4 separate regions of the Homo sapiens genome follow, and regions 1, 2 and 4 are each linked to region 3. A link is a loop called in an ENCODE intact Hi-C map of the cell type or tissue named here. Cell type or tissue: dorsolateral prefrontal cortex. All regions are shown on one strand. Links, peaks and the distances in the headings refer to the core of each region. The heading gives the core; the rest is flanking DNA. Region 1 overlaps LOC107985811 (a long non-coding RNA gene). Region 2 has its middle 24 kb from the start of PNPT1. Region 3 overlaps MIR217HG (MIR217 host gene). Region 4 overlaps LOC105374690 (a long non-coding RNA gene).

Region 1 (4,548 bases), core at 169-4,168, 240 kb before region 3:
AGGAATAGGATAAATTTGTTAATTTCACTGCTTGGCAATTAGGTTAACCATAGTTACCCTAATTTTCCCTTCATCTTCATGGTTATAACAAATGTTTTATGTAAAGGGACAGATAGTAAATATTTAGGCTTTCTGGGTCACTTAAGATCTCTGTCACATATTGTCATTTTTTTTTTCCTCCTTCTTCTCTTTCTCTTATTTGTCCTCCTTGTCCTCAATTCTTTAAAAACCATCCTTAGCTTGGAGACAGTACAAAGGCAGGATATAGGCCACTTTTGGCTCAGGGGCCAATAGATTTCTAACTCCTAGGCTATATCATAGTTGTTTCTTTTTTAAACACTTCACTATTAATGGAAAGTTAGGTTGTTCACATTTTTCACTGTTTCAAGAAATGCTGTAGTTAAACTCCTACTACTTGTGTTTTTGTGGATATATGCTGAATTAGTCCATTTTCATGCTGCTCATAAAGACATACCTGAGACTCAGTAATTTACAAAAGAAAGAGGTTTCATGGACTTACATTTCCACATGGCTGGGGAGGCCTTACAATCATGGCAAAAGGCAAGGAGGAGCAAGTCACATCTTATGTGGATGGCAGCAGGCAAAGAGAGAGCTTATGCAGGGAAACTCTTGTTTTTAAAACCATCAGATCTTATGAGACTCATTCACTATCATGAGAACAGCGCAGGAAGGACCCACCCCCATAATCCAGTCACCTCCCGCTGGGCTCCTCCCATGACATGTGGGAATTGTGGGAGTTACAATTCAAGATGAGATTTGGGTGTGGACACAGCCAAACCATGTCATATGCTAATAGAATCCTAGAATTGTAATAAATGGTTAAAGGGTATTTGTATTTATATTGAGATGGATATTGCCAAAATAACCTTTGCAAAGTTTGTACCATTTATATGTCCACAGATAAGAGTGTGAGAGTGCTATTCCCTACACCCTTGTAAAAACTTGATATTATCAAACTTTTGAATTTCCACCCATCTGATGAATAAAAATTAGTACTTCACCTAAAAAAATTGTATTTTCCTCATTCTTAGCAATGTCAGGAATCTTTTCATGTGTTTATCAGGCATTTAAATGTATTTCCTGTGAATTTCCTGTTCACTAGTTTTTTGTCCTTTTCCTATTAACTTGGAGAGTTCTCATTAATTCTTTATTTTACATGCTGTAAAACTTCCAAGTCTGTCAGTTGTCTTTTAACTCTGCTTAGAAATTTCATATTTTTATTTTATACAAATGAATGATCCTTTACTTTGTGACTTCTGGGGATGTTGTGTCTTGCTTTGGATGTGTCATTATCAGATGAGAAATATGTATTTATGATAGGATATTTGACAAAATTCCTATCAGGATTTGATGTAAGGAAAACATCAGTTTCTTTCAAACAACTTCTATGCTTTTTTGTCTTGGTTGTTAGGAAACTCAGTTAAATTGATGATTAAAGTTTGATAACTATCTTACTTTTTAAGCAATGCAACGGATAACACACATTGTCAGTGTTAAACGGTGGTTACAAACCTGAAAACCAAGACTGGGGATAAGCTGGGCACTATGAAAAGCTAACTTCCAAATCAAAATCTATGGCATAGAAATATGACATCAGGAGACCCTAAATATGAATGGATCAGCTTTGAGAATTTGAGTTTGTGACAAACTTGATCAGCAGTACAAGGGCGTTGGTGGGAAGCAAGGCCTGGAAATAAGGATGGATGCATGAAATCTAGGGCAGTCTGTAGCCATATGTCCTGAACCTGTGAGCTCACAACTTCTCCAGGCTCACAATCCTTTATCCACAATTCAGAAACCCAAAAAGCTCTAAAAACCCAGGCTTAAAAAAAATTTTTGTTGTCAAAATCTGACCTAAATGGTTGTGAGACCACTTAAAGTCTTTATTCTACTTAGTTTTAAAATTCACACATTTTGTGGTATAAATAACAATGTGATTGATTTTACATTGTTGCTCCTGGCCTTACTGGAGGGTATTGTGTAATATATGGTATATGTATCTCTTAACCTTTCTGGAATAAAAAAGTTGTAAATTCTGAAACATATCTGCTCTCAAGGGTTTTTCCTAAGAAATTGTAGACTTGTAATAAATATCTTACCTGAAGGCCCAGGCACAAATAGTTCCCTTCTTGCCTCTTTATGGTTTCTGATTTGACTTTCTAACATTATTTTTAATGATTCTGATGCATATGCATTTTTAGTATGAGCTCTCAATTTTTTTGGCAATAGAGGTCCCCTAAAAGGATCCACACTAATCCTTGCCCTTATGTAGTACCATCCTATATTAAGTCAGAGCTGCTCTGTGTGCCCATATAGAATATGGACAGATGTGAAGATGTTAGACTTTGGAGGCTAGGTTATAAAAGGCATTTCAGCTTCTCCCTTGATCTCTTGAATCTCTCTGCTTCTGGGGGAAGCCAGCTGCTATGTGGTGAAGACACACAGAGCTGCAAGGAGAGGCCCAAAAGGAGAGGAGCAAATTTGCCAGCCACATGAGCAAGACATCTCAAAGTGGATCCTTCAGCCCCAATCAAGCCTTCAGATGATTGTAGTCCTTACATACACCTTGACTGCAAAGTTATGAGACACCCTGAGTCACAACTGCCCAACTAAGCCTCCCCCATATACATGAGCCCCAGAAATTATGAGAATAATATATGACTATTATCCTTTTAGACACTAAGCTTTTAGGTGATTTGTTATGCAGAAATAGATAACTAAAACACTGAGTAATAACTAATAAATAATGGATTAATTAAAAAGTCTACAGTTTGGAAACTGTTTTCTATGGAGCCCCAAAACTAATAGATTTAGTGTGTTATTTAATTTCGGAATTTTATTTCCTGCATAATTTGCATATTGACTTAATCTGGTATTTTATGTATTTAATATTTTGCCCCTTTTTCCCCCTTCTCTGTCTCATAGAACTGCTGTTATAGTCAAATTTTTATAAAACCTCTTCTTTTGGGACTGTTCTGATTAGGGTTCAGAAATAGTTTTGTATTGACTACTCATTACTGTGTAACAAGCTACCCCAACACTCAGTGTTTTAAGACAATGACAATTTACTGTATCTCATGACTCTGCAGATTGACTGGGCAGTTCTTCTACTGGTCTTGCTCAGATTCCCTCACAGAGCTGGTTCTACTGGAGCTGGAGAGTCTAAGATGGTCTCACCATCATGTTTGGGACCTTGACAGGGATGATTGCAAAGGTAGGACCTCCTTCTTCACAGAGTCTTTCCTTGGCATTTAACCCCAAGATTTTTTCCATGGTGGCTGGGTCCTAACAGAGCAAAGGTAGAAGCTCTAAGGAGTCTTGAGGTCGAAGGTCTGGAACTTTCACAGTGTCACCTCTATTACATTCTAAAGGTCAAAGCAAGTTACAAAGCCAGCCCAGATTCAAAGGGATGAGGAAAAAGTCTCACCTTTTCATCAGAGAAACAGCAATGTCACATTGAAAAAGGGGCACAGGCACAGGGAGAAGTGATTCATTGAGGCACATTATTATAATGATAAACCACAAGCTTTATTAAGAGAGACATAAATCCTAAATTAAGATTCTGGTAGCTTGAATTCCTCAACACAGGGCCAGAAGATTCACAATGATTAAATTCATCAAACACACACATATTGAGAATCTACTATGTGCTGGCTCTAGAAAAACAAATTATATAATTCCTTGCTTGAAGCAAGAAACATACTTATTCCCCTAGTTTCTTTAAATGCAGTTCATTAGGATCAGAAAATGAGGGTTCTACATCAACAAAGCAACAGATATTTCTGGAGTGCTTTCTGTGCTTAGAATTCTACTATTTATGCCTGAGGTACTTTGCTAGGAGATGAATGTGGCAGCTTCTGAGAGATACTGATGCTCTCTGCAGATGTGTCTGTGGATCACACACGCTTGGCCATAACATCTGCCCTCAGGGTGTTTGATAGGGCATTGGAGTCCCGTTGGGCTCCACCTGCCTTTCCTCTTACACATTTTCCCATATGGCAAAGATGCCAGAAGTGAACTCTCATGGCTTAAAATAATTGGAGTAGGTGTCAGAGGGAGGTTATGGAATTGTCTGCCTGTACTTTATGAATAGAACAAAGTGTTGAGCATTAGATTACAGAGACCTGAGTAAGACATAAGTCATTAAATCATAGAGCTGAGAGAAAAAATGCAAGTTGTCTGGCCATCCCTCTCATTTAAATGATAAGAAAATTGAGACTCAGGGACATTAAATGACATTAAAATATCTATTTAGCAGCAGTCCTGAAACTACAACCTAGGAATTATGATTTGCTCTATGGTGTTATTTCAACTAGTTCTTACCATCTTAAAGTCTTATCTTCTCAAAGAAGAGAAATATCTAAGCCTCACTGAGATTTAACTTAGTATGTGCCAAGCAGTGTGCTAAACTTGGAGTTTCTCAAAGAATCCTCAACCAGAGGAGTGGGTGTTGTTAGTATTCCTACTTACAGGGAAGGAGAGCTTTAGTAACTTTCCCAAACTGCCAATAATAATTTCAGAGGCAAG
Region 2 (4,548 bases), core at 279-4,278, 290 kb before region 3:
TGTATCCTGTGTGACTAGCACTCCTGGGGTAATGCAATGGGGGCAGTTCTGGAAGAGGGGTCTTGAAGGGAAGATCAGCCCAGGCAGAACAGAGGTGGAGAACTGTAAAACAGCAGAGTGTGTTTAGGGAACTGGAATCAGTTTGCTCTTACTGTACTGTAAACTGTAGATGGAAAGTGGTAAGATGCAAAACTAGAGGATGGGTGATTCTGTGCTGTGGATCCGGGACTGCACTCTGTAGGCAGTGGAGAACTATAGGTGGGTTTAAGTAGGAGAGAGATGTAAAGGTCTGAATTTCCAAGATGTCTCCTGTGGTAGTGTGGAGGGTGAACTTGAGGGGGTAAGATCAGAAGACAAGAAAGAGACTAGTTGCTGTAGTTCCATGAGTGATGAGGATGACAAGAACTAGGGCATTGCAAGAGGGCAGAATGGGTGTGAATGTTAGAGATGTTCAGGGCATCCAGAATTTGGTTTATGATTACAGTAAAGGCTGAGGGGAAGGGGGGACTCCAGGATGACTCCCAGGTTTCTGAGAGATTTAGAGTGTGAGAGAAGATGATGTCATTTTTTTTTTTTTTTAGACAGTTTTGCTCTTGTTGCCCAGGCTGGAGTGCAGTGGCATGATTTCGGCTCACTGCCAGCTCCGCCTCCCGGGTTCAAGCGGTTCTCCTGCCTCAGCCTCCCAAGTAGCTGGGATTACAGGCACCCGCCACCACGCCTGGCTAATTTTTGTATTTTTAGTAGAGACAGGATTTCATCATGTTGGCCAGGCTGGTCTCAAACTTCTGACCTCAGGTGATCCACCTGCCTTGGCCTCCCAAAGTGCTGGGATTACAGGCGTGAGCCACCGCACCCGGCCATGATGTCAGTTTTTGGTCATGCCAAGTCTGAGGTACTTGTTAACCACCTTGTTCTGTAATACAAGGTTGAAAGTAATAAATGACACAGAGGAAACAGAAATAGAACTCAGAGGAATAAAATAAAAAAAGACTCAGAAGAGGATAAATAATTTCTGGTTTGCAGAATTAGGAAAGATAGAATCATAGAGAAGGATTGGTCTAGGCCTTGAAGGATTGGTAAGATTTGGATATGGGGATATGATGGGAGGGAATTGTCCAAGTGAAGGCACAGTCACCCTCAGGATATTGTTTGGGAACAACTGAGACTTCCTGTTTGTGTGACTATAGAGTAAGCTAAAGCCAGATGAGGAGGATGTGGCTACCACGGTAAGTCGGAGCCAAGTCCTGAAAGGCACTGGGGTTGTGTCTCTAATGAGCACTGGGCTTCGCATTGGGCTTCGCATTAGGCAATACTTTGAATGGGACTATGCTTTAGGAAAAATAATCTCAGGTATTATATAAGATACATTAGAAGTAGAAAAATTAAAGGCAGAGAGGAGTCAGGACACTACACCAGGATGCCAGAAACAGGAATGGAGAGGAGGGACCAGTGACTAAGAAGAGCGGGAAATTATTGCCTTTGAGAGTGTGGCTCAGGTCAAAGGTTAAAGATGGTTGGATTACAAGGGATTGAGAAGATGGTACTGCCTCTATAGAAATAAAGGCGTCTAATAGAAAAACAGGTTTATACTGAACCCCTAGATCTGGCTCTGAACATTTAGGTACGTGCTGTACTAATTTGAATCCAGAGAGATCCATGTAGTGGGTCAAGACACTTTACAAAGTGCAAAAGTTAGCTTTACGAAATGTCAAGTAAATGGAAACAAGGCCAGTTCTTTCTTTTTCTTTCTTTCTTTTCTTTTCTTTTTTTTTTTTTTTTGAGATGGAGTTTTGCTCTTGTTGCCCAGGCTGGTGTGCAATGGCACGATCTTGGTTCACTGCACCCTCCGCCTTCCAAGTTCAAGTGATTCTCCTGCTTCAGTCTCCTGAGTAGCTGCGATTACAGGTGCCCGCCACCACACTGGCTACCTTTTTGTATTTTAGTAGAGACAGAGTTTCGCTATGTTGGCCAGGCTGGTCTCGAACTCCTGACCTCAGGTGATCCACCCTCTTTGGCCTCCCAAAGTGCTGGAATTACAGGCATGAGCCACCGTGCCCAGCCACAAGACCAGTGATTTCTACAAAAGTCTTATGTGTTTTCAAACGAGACCAGCATAATATTTACAACTTGAGGTAATCTCAAGAGTTCACTAGAATTCTATATTAATAAATTAATAGATTGTTAAAGTGCTTTGGATTCTATAATGTAAGTAAAGATACTTTCTGCCATCATAAATAATTGATTGAGGCAAGCAAGAATCATCAATGGATGCTTAAACTAGTGGGTGAAAATTCGAAGAGTAACAGATATTTACACGATCTAAAATTTAGCTTTCTTCCATTTTTCTTCATATTTGTTTTTAATGCACAAACCATTCGCCAGCTTCAAAGAGTTAAAAGAAAATAATGGAAATCTCATTTATTGTTCAGCATACTGGCAGCCTTTGGACACTAGGAGAATTCATTTCCCACTAGAGGGCGCTCAGGTGTTGCTTAATTCACCTCTTCAGGTTTTTGCGACCTCCTTTGTAACTCAAACTGTAAAATGGAATTTTAAGTTTTATATTTGTGGGTGAACTTAACTAACATTTTAGGATTAATGTAGCAACAACATTTTAAAGCTTTGGGGTTCATATTAAAAATAATTACCCAAATGACAGCAATCAAAACTCCCTCCAAAAATAAAAAATAAAAAATAAACTTCCACCATCCCCCAAATCAATTGTTTTTGTTTTCCAGCAAACATTTCTGGTCCTGGTTCATCGCAGGTTTGAGAGGCACGGTTTCTTCTCCATTATTTACCTACTCTAGAACCACTTTATAGAAGGTGGAGGTGGGGTGGGTTGGCCAGGGTGAGATAAACTCTCAGTTTCAGAATGTGGTGCAAGGCGCTGACACTCTTGTGAGTCCTGCCTTACATTAGACTATGCGAATGGTTCTCAAAGTGGCAGCCCCCCCACCAAGCAACGTCAGCATCACCTGGGAACTTGTTAGAATGCAAATTCTTGGGCCCCACCCCAGACCTATTGAATTAGAACTTCTGAGGGTGGACCTATTGGTCTGTATTTGAACAATTTCTCTGAGTGATTCTGATGAATGCTACCGTTTGAGACCCACTAAGCTAGATACTTGGTTTTTACAGGGCAAACTGCTTTTGGGCAATCAGAGCTCAGGTTTTATCGGTTGGTGCCCTCTCTAAGAATCAGGAACAGACTCCCTCCAGGCTAGGTCTCAGACCCTTAGGCAAATGGCAGTCAGGGTCAAGGTGGTTTTCTACCTGCTTCAAGTTTCTAAAGAGAACTTGTCTTTCACCAGTCTCAGCAGGGGCACCAGTCCATAGACCATTCACATATAGACGGCACCATGAGAGTCAGTTAAGAATTTATGGCCAGGTGCAGTGGTTCACGCCTGTAATCCTTGCACTTTGGGAGGCCGAGGTGGGTGGATCACCTGAGATCTGGAGTTTGAGACCAACCTTGCCAACATGGTGAAACCCCATCTCTACTAAAAATATAAAAGATTAGCCAGGCATGATGGCAAGTGCTTGTAATCCCAGCTACTTGGGAGGCTGAGGCAGGAGAATCGCTTGAACCTATTGGGGTAGGGGGTGGAGGTTGCAGTGAGCCGAGATTGTGCCATTGCACCCTAGCCTGGGATTTTCTTTTAATCCCAGCTCTCCCGCCTAATAGGACTGACTGTGAGCAAGTTACTTAACCTCTCTTTAAATTTCACTTTCTTTCTCATTTGTAAAATATGGGTGATAATAATCATCTAACAGAGTTAGTGTGAGAGAAAGGAATACAATCAGAAGGTAAATTGTGGAAATAAGGCACCATTATCTGTATATTACTGTTCCAGGAAATGCTGTAGTTATAGGGTAGTTCTAGCCACATGATAGGGCTAGATACACATTAGTTCCCTTTCTTGCAAAGCTTTGTACCTTTTGAGTATTCAGGACCCTTTTAAATTGTCAGAGTGGGCTGGGACTGGTGGCTTATGCCTGTAATCCCAGGACATTGGGAGGTCAAGATGGGAGCATTGCTTGGGCCCCGGTTTTCAAGGCTGCAGTGAGCTATGATTGTTGCCACTGTGCTCCAGCCTAAGCAATAAATAAATAAATAAATAAATAAATAAATAAAATGAAATAATAAAAATAAAATAAAAAAATAAAAAATAAAAAATAATCACAGTGAATTATGTTCTTGTACTGTTTACTTCCAGCTTCACACTCCAGCTCCTGGATATCTGGAGTGGTTGGGAGAGGGTTCTATTTTCCCTCCTTTTCTCACACAGGGGTCTTTTGAGCCAGATTTTTTATTCTTTTCCCCTCCAGATCACAAAGCTTATACTTTTATTGCAGAAAATCTGCAATATTCAATAAAGCATAAACAAGGAAATGAACATCACCAGTCCTTCTCCAGAAGAAAGCATCATTAATGTTTTGGAGTATTTCCTGCTAGACTTTCCCCCCTCTGCTTATATAAAATTGCTATCATAACTCACGTTCAATTTTCCTTGCTGCCTCAGGGCTTCTTTAGATGCGATTCTC
Region 3 (4,548 bases), core at 213-4,212:
CAATTTTTGCCTGAGAAAGTCTTTATTTCTTCTTTACTTTTGAAGGATAATTTCACAGTGTATAGAGTTCTAGGCTGGTAGTTTCTATCTCAATAGTTTAAATATTTTACACCACTCTCTTCTTGCTTGCATGTTCTGAGGACCAGTCAGGTGTAATTCTTATTTTTGCTTCTCTATTGGTAACGTGTGTTAGACCACATGTCTGGGTCCTCCTGAGTTTTAATTCTTAAACTTGTCCACACTGATCTTCTAGCAATTGCAGTTCTGGTTTTCTAACCCTGGCACTGACTCCTGAGAAAGAGACTGCTCATAGACTTCTGCTCTAGTAAGTTGTGATTCTATTTGTCTGTCTGTCTCTCCAATTTGGGGGACAGTGATTTGTCCTGTGACCTCACTTCTCTGACAGATCTAAGAAGAGTTGCTGATTTTTCAGTTTGTTTGGCTTTTTTACTTGTTGTTAGAGTGGTGACTTCTTAACAGCCTAACATGCTGGACCTGAAACTAAAACTCTTGATGACTTTACTTTTTAAGATGAGTCTGATGATTGGATAGGTTGAGAGCTGGTTTTTAAACTTTAAAAAGTAACGCCATCTTTTTTCAAAAAATATATGAATTTATAAATTTATAAAAATAATAAAATTGATAAAGTGGGGCTATTCTGGTTGAATTGTGTGTGTTAGCGAGGGAGGGAACCAGGGTTTTGTCCTCTCAGCCCCTTTCCTCATGACAGGCCAGCCTCTTCAGAACTCCCCGTTTGCAAATCACACTGGTCTTTCCAGCATGGGAACTGCCAAATGATCTCTGACAGGTCTTGGAGGGTATGGTGTGAAAGCTCTTGGTACCTGGAGTGCCAGTTAGGTGAAGGAGGAACAGCACTCAAAGGAGCACAGACTTTAGATATCAGTCTTAAAATTGCCACTGGAAAGTGAAGGGGACAGGAGGGTGATGCATTTGGAATCAAAGTTAGAAATCTGTTTGCTGGCAAAAAGACCATTTTGCAACTTGCCTTTTTTAAATGACCTTACCCGTGTAGGGTGTTATTTAGTTAACCCAGCCTAAGAGGATGTTTTAAAGGTGGAGAATTGCCCTGGTGATGAACAAATATGAGAAATAAACTTCCAGTGGGGCTGGGTTGCCTGCTGACTGTGATTTCCTGATGATCTATAACAATGGTTATTCACTAACAGCTGGCGCATGTCTCCCCCGGACAAAGCCACTGGGAAGCACAGGCGCTCTGATTGGTGAACCAGAACCGTTTCCCTGGTAACAGTTAACTAGCACGTGTTTTATTGTTTCCAACTGCTTTTCCTGGGGTATTTGCAGGTGGTGGGAGATGCTTTCTTAAAGAGGGGTCATAACCTCGTGAACTTTCAGATGTTGCAACAAATTGGGGAACAAAACATTTTTCCTTTTTCAAATATATTAAGTAAATCTTATTACATAGCATTTTCAAGACAGATGCAGCCCAACAGTTTTTCCTTTTTGCCATTATTTCCAGATGTTATCAATTTTAAAGTCAGCATTCCATTTTAAGAACAGGATCTATAGGAAGGTGATATTAGTAATACGTATAGCAGCAGAGTATTATTTTGCCCTTTTTGGAGGTGTGTTCTGGTTTTACATTTTGCTATAAAATGTGAGATCAAACCGTAAAATGTGAGTGTATTTTTAATTGGCCTTTTAATCGTTTGTATATTTTGCCTTTTCATTAATTAACTCAATGTTTTTGCCTTTACTGGTCGTTTTCTTTGTCATTTTTAATGCACCAGAAAAATTATAGTATTTTTATAAAATACAAGACTAAATAAGACTTGATTATATTAGAATTTTCTTCTATATTTATTTGACATGTTTTTGAAAGGATTGGTTAATTTCCAGATGGATAGCTCCCTCTTCTGTCTGGTTTGCAGAATTCACATCTTTTGAAAGCAGTGATGGAAGATGAAGTATGTATCACATAATTCTTTATCTTGGCTGGAGGCTGAATGTAGTTACTATATGAAGAATAACAAATTCATGTATTGGAATATGGAAAGCGCTTCCATTGTAATAATTTGGTTTAAAATAAAATTGTCTATCTTGCCATAAATGCTGGCTAAAAGAAAATGAAAACATTCCCTTAAGTTAATATTGAACTTTATCTGCAGACATCCCTGAAAAAATGCAGACCTGATCAAATCACTTGACTGTACTCTACTTGAAACACTTGGACTTTGGTCAAATAAGCATTTGCCACTTGATTTGTACAGCATTACAACAAAAGTGCAACTCAAGTCTTCTCTTGAGCCTGATTTGCAAGGTTCTTTCTGGTAAGCGTTCTTCATGGGTTTGCAAACATGCACCTACTTATAAATTAGATCAGTGGCATTCAAATACTCTTCTCCAGGAACTCAGAATTTAAAAAAAAAAAATTTTAAACATTTATTTAAAAAATATTTTTCCTTTGTTTCCTTGGATCCAATTCAATCACTACACCCAGAATTAGGGTTATGCTCTGAAAGCGAACACAAAAAAATCATAACCTAAACTCATAACCATAGAACCAAAAGAGCTAGTAAAATTATTTATAATAAGGCTACTTATGTACAGTCCGTGCTTCTAGAGATACAATGAAGTGATGCATTTTTACTGTGAAGAGGAAAACATTAATTCAGGCTCACCCTTCTTGTTTCTCTTAGTGGCAGGGTGAAAGGGGAGGGGGTCACATAACCCTAATTATTTGAATATATATTAAAGAGCACTGTTTGCAACTCTCTACTTCGCTTTTGTTGAGGTAGGCATAGCTCAGGGACCTCTGAAGGAGAAACATTTTACCTCACACACTCCTGTTGGTACCATGTCATTGTATTCTTTCTTTTTAGATTCATTAGAGGAGTAAAAACGATATTTTTTATATCAAGGAATAATTTGAATACAATGAAATGAGAATCAGAAAATTAGTCATTATCAAAATTTGTAGACTTAAGCATATATTTGAAAATTTTAAATTATTTTCTTGTCTTGAAGTAGGTAAAATAACCAAGTCATAAAGTATTAGATAACAATTCACGTGGAATGAGGGATGCTGAACATAACAGGCCATAGAACACTCAATTCAGTCTCTCCTTTCACAGACGAAACATTAAGCCCAGAAGGGCAGTTGTCTTGTTCAAGGTCCTGCAGCTAGCAGGTGACAGAGCTGTTTTCTCTGGCTCTTATTCAAAAGTGCCCTTTTGCTCAGGTCATGCTCTGTGCAGTGGTCAAGGAGATCTTCCCTAAGGGTACTTGGCTGTGGCTCCATGAATACGGATTCTGTAATTTCTTTCCTCCTCCAAATGAATAAACTCTGGCCCCATTTCCCAGATTTGCATTCCAGTGACTTACTTGGTGAGTGACTTTGGACTAGTTAACCAACCTCTCTGTGCTTGTTTTCACTTCTACAAAATGAGGGTAATAATAGTGCATATCTCAGAAAGTTAAGATCAGTGCTGTGTGTGGCACAGTGCCCGGAACATAGAAAGCTCTCAATAAGTGTTATCTATTATTTTTATTATTGTAATTTTCTGCCTACTTTTCTGAAGTATTTTCTCCGGTATGTCTTAATTTACTCTGCAGCATGTAGTAATCACATTCTGAAACGACTGAAGGTTGTACACCCATGTGCATAGCAGCCTTATTGACAGCAGCCAAAAGGTAGACGCAATCCAAGTGTCAAATGACAGATGAATGGATAAGCAGAATGTGGTGCATATACATACAATGGAATATTACTCAGCCTTAAAAAGGAAGGAAATTCTGACACATGCTACATTAATGCACTTTGAAAACATTATGCTAAGTGAAATAAGCCAGCACAAAAAGACAGATACTGTAATGATTCCATTTATATGTAAGGTACCTAGACTACTCAAATTCATAAAGACAGAAAGTAGAATGGTGTTTCCCAAGGGCCTGGAAGAGACGGGAATGGGGGAGTGTTGTTTATGAGTACAGAGTTTTCATTTTGTAAGATCAAAACAGTTCTGGAGATTAGCTGCACAATAATGTGAATGTACTTAACACTACTGAACTGTACATTTAAAAATGATTAAGATGATAAATTTTATGTTATGTGTATTTTACTACAGTTAAAAACAACGACAAAATGATTGAAGGGCTTAGTGCACTTAGAACATATTAGTTATATTAGTTAGTCGTGGATATTTTGACTTCTGGGTCCCAGAGCTCTGGGCCAGTGCTGTGGATTAGAACCAGAAAGGATTTGGTTGGAGACTAAGTATGGTATGTGATCATAGTGCTCAAACATTGTATCTGTTTTAGTTCTGTTTCCTTCCTTCAGGATTGCTGATTTCCTGCCAGAGATGGACTTAATTTCCAGAGCCTTATAGTTTATGAACTTGGATGAAAATACAGAAGCACATTTTCCCTATAGACACATGAAGAAACCCCTCAGAGACTCTTCAAAAAATGCAAACACATAAAAAGCAAATTTGATTCAGCAAGTTTACCATTAACAAAACCTCCTTTGGGGGCAGGGATGGTGTAGTGATAGTATAGGCTGTTAGAAAG
Region 4 (4,548 bases), core at 337-4,336, 120 kb after region 3:
CCTCAGAATGTGAGCACCAGAACAAAGCCAGACCTCTGGAGGACCAAAGGGCTGACTCAGATGCTTCTGGGGAAAATGCTGAGCAAGAGACGAGGATTGTTTTTACTGATACTAGAAAACTGGAATTGCCTGGACTTCTTTCGCAATTTCTTACACAGTGATGTCTCCGCTACCTGTGTCTCTTGGAGTACCAATCATCATCATTTAAAAAAATACCAAATGATGGGTTTTTTTTTGTGTGTGTGTGTGTGTGGTTTCTTAATGCTGTAGCACTGGTTGGGTCTAGACTAGAGTTGTGAATACAACTGAAGTCTGGGAAGCAGTTTTAAAAAGTACTTCTTCTTCTTCTTTTTTTTTTTAAATAGCTCAAACTATTTATCTAAATCTTTCTAATTGCTTTGCTTGTCTGTGTTAGCATTGTCTGCTTTTTGTCTTTTTTTTTTTTTTTTTTTTGAGATGGAATCTCATTCAGTTACCTGGGCCGGAGGGCAGTGGTGCAATTTCAGCTCCCTGCAACCTCCATCTCTCGGGTTCAAGCAATTTTCGTGCGTCAGCCTCCCAAGTAGCTGGGATCACAGGTGTGCACCACCACGCCCAGCTAATTTTTGAATTTTTAGTAGAGACAGAGTTTCACCATGTTGTTTAGGCTGGTCTCAAATTTCTGACCTCAGATGATCTGCCCACCTTGGCCTCCCAAAGTGCTGGGATTACAGGCGTGAGCTACCATGCCTGGCTTTTTTTTTTTTTTCTTTTAAGACAGAGTTTCGTTCTTGTTGCCCAGGCTGGAGTGCAGTGGCGTGATCTCGGCTCACTGCAACCTCTGCCTCTTGGGTTCAAGCGATTATCCTGGCTCAGCCTCCTGAGTAGCTGGGATTACAGGTGCCTGCCACCACGCCCGGCTACCTTTTTGTATTTTCAGTAGATACGGGGTTTCATCATTTTGGCCAGGCTGGTTTCGAACTGCTGACCTCAGGTGATCCACCCACCTCAGCCTCCCAAAATGCAGGGATTGCAGGTGTGAGCCACCATGCCCGGCCTTGTTTTTAAATTTTAAATTTTAAAATTAAATTTAAAACATTTTAAATTAAATATTTAAAATTTAAAATTTGAAACCATGGGGCCTATTTTTAAACACAGTCAAGGGCAATGTTGTATAGAAAGAGGTTCTTAGGATCACAGCAGTCTTCCTCATGGGTTTATGAAAATGTTTTGAGGAGTCCAAATATCTAGGAGGTGGTTAAGGGCAGGGATTACTCCTATTTTAATCTGCAAAAACTGAGGCTCATGGGGCTGAACAGTTAGTACCAAGTTCTAGATCTCCTAAATCTCAGGCCTGACTCCTTATAGGAGAGGCCAATGTTGCCCAGATAAATAACTGGGGAGTGGATTAGGTGTGGGGTCAAGGCTAAGGCTGAATACCTTCCTATCATTAGCACTGAAAGTCCTATGGCCTGGGAAACCCCTCAATCATAGGCAAACTGGGACAGTGGGTCACCCTACTGCAAGATCGCAGTTGGCCTATCTCAGATGTCACGTACATCTCTAGATCCTTTCTCTTCTGTAATCTTAAGTGTGTTTGGAAGCTGGCTCTTAACCATGTGTTACCAATTAAACTCCTAAAAGTTCAGATTTGAGATTTCTGTGTGATTCTGGGTTATATTTTTCTGACAGGTCTAACAATCCTCTTGGGTGCTTTATCTCCTGAAAAAAATAACAAACATGTCTGGGCCGCTGAAGTCACCCTGATTCCTCTCTATGGGCCCAACAGGCTCATTTGATTCACAAACTTGTGTAGATGAATCTGAGAGATGAATATCTGTTGTTCTCTCTGGCTTGGAGCATATGAGATGCCATATGACAATCTTTTCTTCTAAAGAATGGGGATAATAATTATCAACCTCATAGAGTTGTTTTAAGTATTAAGGTAATATAAGAAAGGTGCTTAGAATAGGGACAAGCACATAGTAAATATTCAATAAGTATTAGGAAAAAGAAAAACTTAAATAGTACTATAGAAATATAGGCTATTGACTGAATTGTCATTGTCATTGTATTCGGCAAATTCTCATGATAGAGGATTTTCAGTCTGTGGAGAAAACATATTAGAGGTTAAGATTAAAGTCTTTCAGAGTAAGTGAGGACTTCCCCAGGGAAACCCAACCTGGGAGTCAGATGGCATAGGTCCCCCACAATTAAAACATGCATTCTTATATATTCTTACGTGCTTGGGAAGCCACTAAGCTGTGCCTGTAAACTAGCCAAACTTCAGAGCTCTAGCTTTGTGTGGTGGCCTGTGGGTGAGGATTCTACCACCAGAGGGAGTTGAAGACCCAATTCAAACTGGATTAAGCAACTAGGAAATTAAATTGCTCATGTACCTGGAAGTCTAGAAGATCATGCAACTGATCTTCAGGGTTAATAGTGGCTTTAGAGTATAATGCCAAACTCATTGAAGTTCTCTACCATTCAAGATGTCAGCTGTGAGAAATGAGGGGATCAGAACCAAGTGTTAATCCTTTCTCCCAGCAGAGATCAGAGAGCTAGGAAAGGTGGGGATAGGGGCTGCGGAGGCCCGTCTCTTATCTGGAGAAGCCAGGGTACCCAAACTCAGAAGCGTATGGAATCTAGCGTCAGTGGGGAAGGAAGGTCACCATAGTAAGCAGGGCTTGAGGTAGATTTCAAGAGTGGGGGTATAAAGGTCATGGAACTCAACATGTGAGGAGATGAGAGCAGTCATGGACAGGTTAATTAGATTTGAGATGGGGACTACTGTTTGGGCTGGGTGCTGCATGTTTGTTCATTCCCTCAGTGCACTGTAGATGGAGGGTGTGCCGGTAATATTTAAAGAACAAGGGTGGATTCACCTGAGAAACAGTTCAGGGCAGGGCTTTCCTTCCAGTAGGGGAATAAGAATGCATTCACGTAGAGATTGGAGGGTGATTCTTTCTTGCTCCAAGGATCTCAGGTGGGTACTTCTTTCCCAGGAATGCTGCACCTGGGCTAAGGGCAGCAAGCCCAATCCTGGACCCTGTATAAGTAGGACTGGAGTTCCTAACTCACTGCCAGGCTTGAAGCAGGGGCTAGTTCTTCATGAGAGACTGGCAAGATATTTGCTCACCTTCTTACTTTTCTCAGAAGGTAAATTAAAATTTGTTAGGGCTCATAATTCCCAATGCTAGGGTCCTTTCCCATCTCAGTTACTGGTTTCTTTGCTTACCAGTGTACCAGAATTAATTTACCTGTAACACGGGGCATGTTCTACTCATCGTGGCAAAGGAAGCCAGCAGAGACAGAACACGTGGGCTGAAACTATGGTTATAAGTCACTGAGTTGTATTCTGTCCAAAATACTTAAAAGTAGATGGCCAAACTTCATTAAGTATAGAATGTTTGAAAATAGCCTTTCCAAGAAGGGAAAAATTTTCTTGAATGTAAGGATTATCAAGGAATTGGATGCTACAGAGGAGGAATTGTCAGAAAGGAGGCATCGAGACAGGTTTTGTCATATAAGCCAGAAATTGATCCTGGGAGTTTTTTCCAGAAAATGGTTTTCTAAATGTTTTTAAAAATAGCAATGTAAATGAATCAACTTGATCATCCATAATCTCAAACATTTGTCATTTTGAGGGGTAGCACTCAGGCTAACACATGGTAGTCTGACATGTTTGTATAAAAACATTCTAATTACTTTCTTATACCTTATTTTAGAACCTAATTTAAATTTAAATTTTCTAAACTTTATATTAGGCATGCATCAAAAATATGCATCAATTTTTCTAAAATTTAAACTAGAAAAATGTTTAAATTTAATTTAGATTTTTCTAAATTTTAATTTAAATTTTAAATTAGAGGTTTAAATTTTAAAAAAATAGATGCATATGTTAGGTGCCCAGTGTAAATTTTTGCTTATTTATCTGTTTTTGATGAACAAATACTCCCACATTCTCTTCAGTCTGCATTGATTTTCTGGGCTGGTTGCACTGAATTTGTAGTCAGAAAGTAATTGAAAGTTGTAATGGGGTGCCATCTACTGGGGAAATAGAACATAGATTAAAAAACAGAATTGATAGGCGTTCCCACTGCAAAAAAGAATGTGATGAAGATGATGTAAAAGAAAACATGAAAAAAGATGGGAAGTTTACATTTTGCATAAGACTAGAAAAATTTTATTTGAACTCAAATATGCTTCTTTGATATACTACTTTGTTTTAACACTAGCACAGACACTAGATATCAAAAGAAACCCTCTGTTTATACTTAAAATCCGAAAACTTTCAAATGGCTGAGATCTTTGAGACCAACCAGTTCAACACCCTCATGTTACAGATGAGAAACGGGCTCAGAGAGGAGAAGGGATTCATCAACTCTCTCCAGTTAGGTAATGCGGACATTTATATCCTCTCCTCACCAAGATGGTCCTCACTTAGATGAAGTAGCCATTTGGCAAAACATAATGATATAAAGGTCACCAAGAAGTTATCCAGGGCCAAACAGAACACCTCTCTGGCTGACTTGACAGATTGTTAGAAAGCCTCATAATTAGCGTTGC

What was found. A loop is a pair of places that touch in the nucleus more often than their neighbours do. Peaks named below come from ENCODE experiments on the same cell type or tissue, not always from the same donor. Only the 100,000 strongest peaks of a DNase experiment are listed, where the experiment ranks them.
Region 1: it touches region 3 in a loop (4-fold over the local background); 44 of 110 quality-filtered maps call a loop at or near these places.
Region 2: it touches region 3 in a loop (7-fold over the local background); 74 of 110 quality-filtered maps call a loop at or near these places.
Region 4: it touches region 3 in a loop (4-fold over the local background); 14 of 110 quality-filtered maps call a loop at or near these places.

The regions. Positions count from the first base shown.
Region 1 is chr2:55,765,154-55,769,701 of GRCh38, forward strand. LOC107985811 (a long non-coding RNA gene) reads left to right here. Exons shown (of 3, transcript XR_001739192.2): 2 at 3,111-3,235. Among named protein-coding and RNA genes, the nearest start is that of PNPT1, 74 kb to the left of the region's middle. In dorsolateral prefrontal cortex, for the core only: no CTCF peak of the experiment used is centred there; no DNase peak of the experiment used is centred there.
Region 2 is chr2:55,715,896-55,720,443 of GRCh38, forward strand. No RefSeq gene overlaps it. Among named protein-coding and RNA genes, the nearest start is that of PNPT1, 24 kb to the left of the region's middle. RefSeq lists a silencer at 1,146-1,338. In dorsolateral prefrontal cortex, for the core only: CTCF peaks have their summits at 2,450 (motif pointing right) and 2,653; a DNase peak (open chromatin) is centred at 2,476.
Region 3 is chr2:56,008,070-56,012,617 of GRCh38, forward strand. All of the region lies in intron 2 of MIR217HG (MIR217 host gene), which reads right to left. The region is part of intron 3 of LOC105374690 (a long non-coding RNA gene); the gene reads left to right. Among named protein-coding and RNA genes, the nearest start is that of MIR216B, 9.5 kb to the left of the region's middle. In dorsolateral prefrontal cortex, for the core only: CTCF peaks have their summits at 1,897 (motif pointing left) and 2,096; a DNase peak (open chromatin) is centred at 1,202; H3K4me3 peaks cover 1,188 bases; H3K27ac peaks cover 1,725 bases.
Region 4 is chr2:56,128,334-56,132,881 of GRCh38, forward strand. All of the region lies in intron 5 of LOC105374690 (a long non-coding RNA gene), which reads left to right. Among named protein-coding and RNA genes, the nearest start is that of LINC01813, 40 kb to the left of the region's middle. In dorsolateral prefrontal cortex, for the core only: CTCF peaks have their summits at 2,318 (motif pointing right) and 3,995 (motif pointing left); a DNase peak (open chromatin) is centred at 2,288.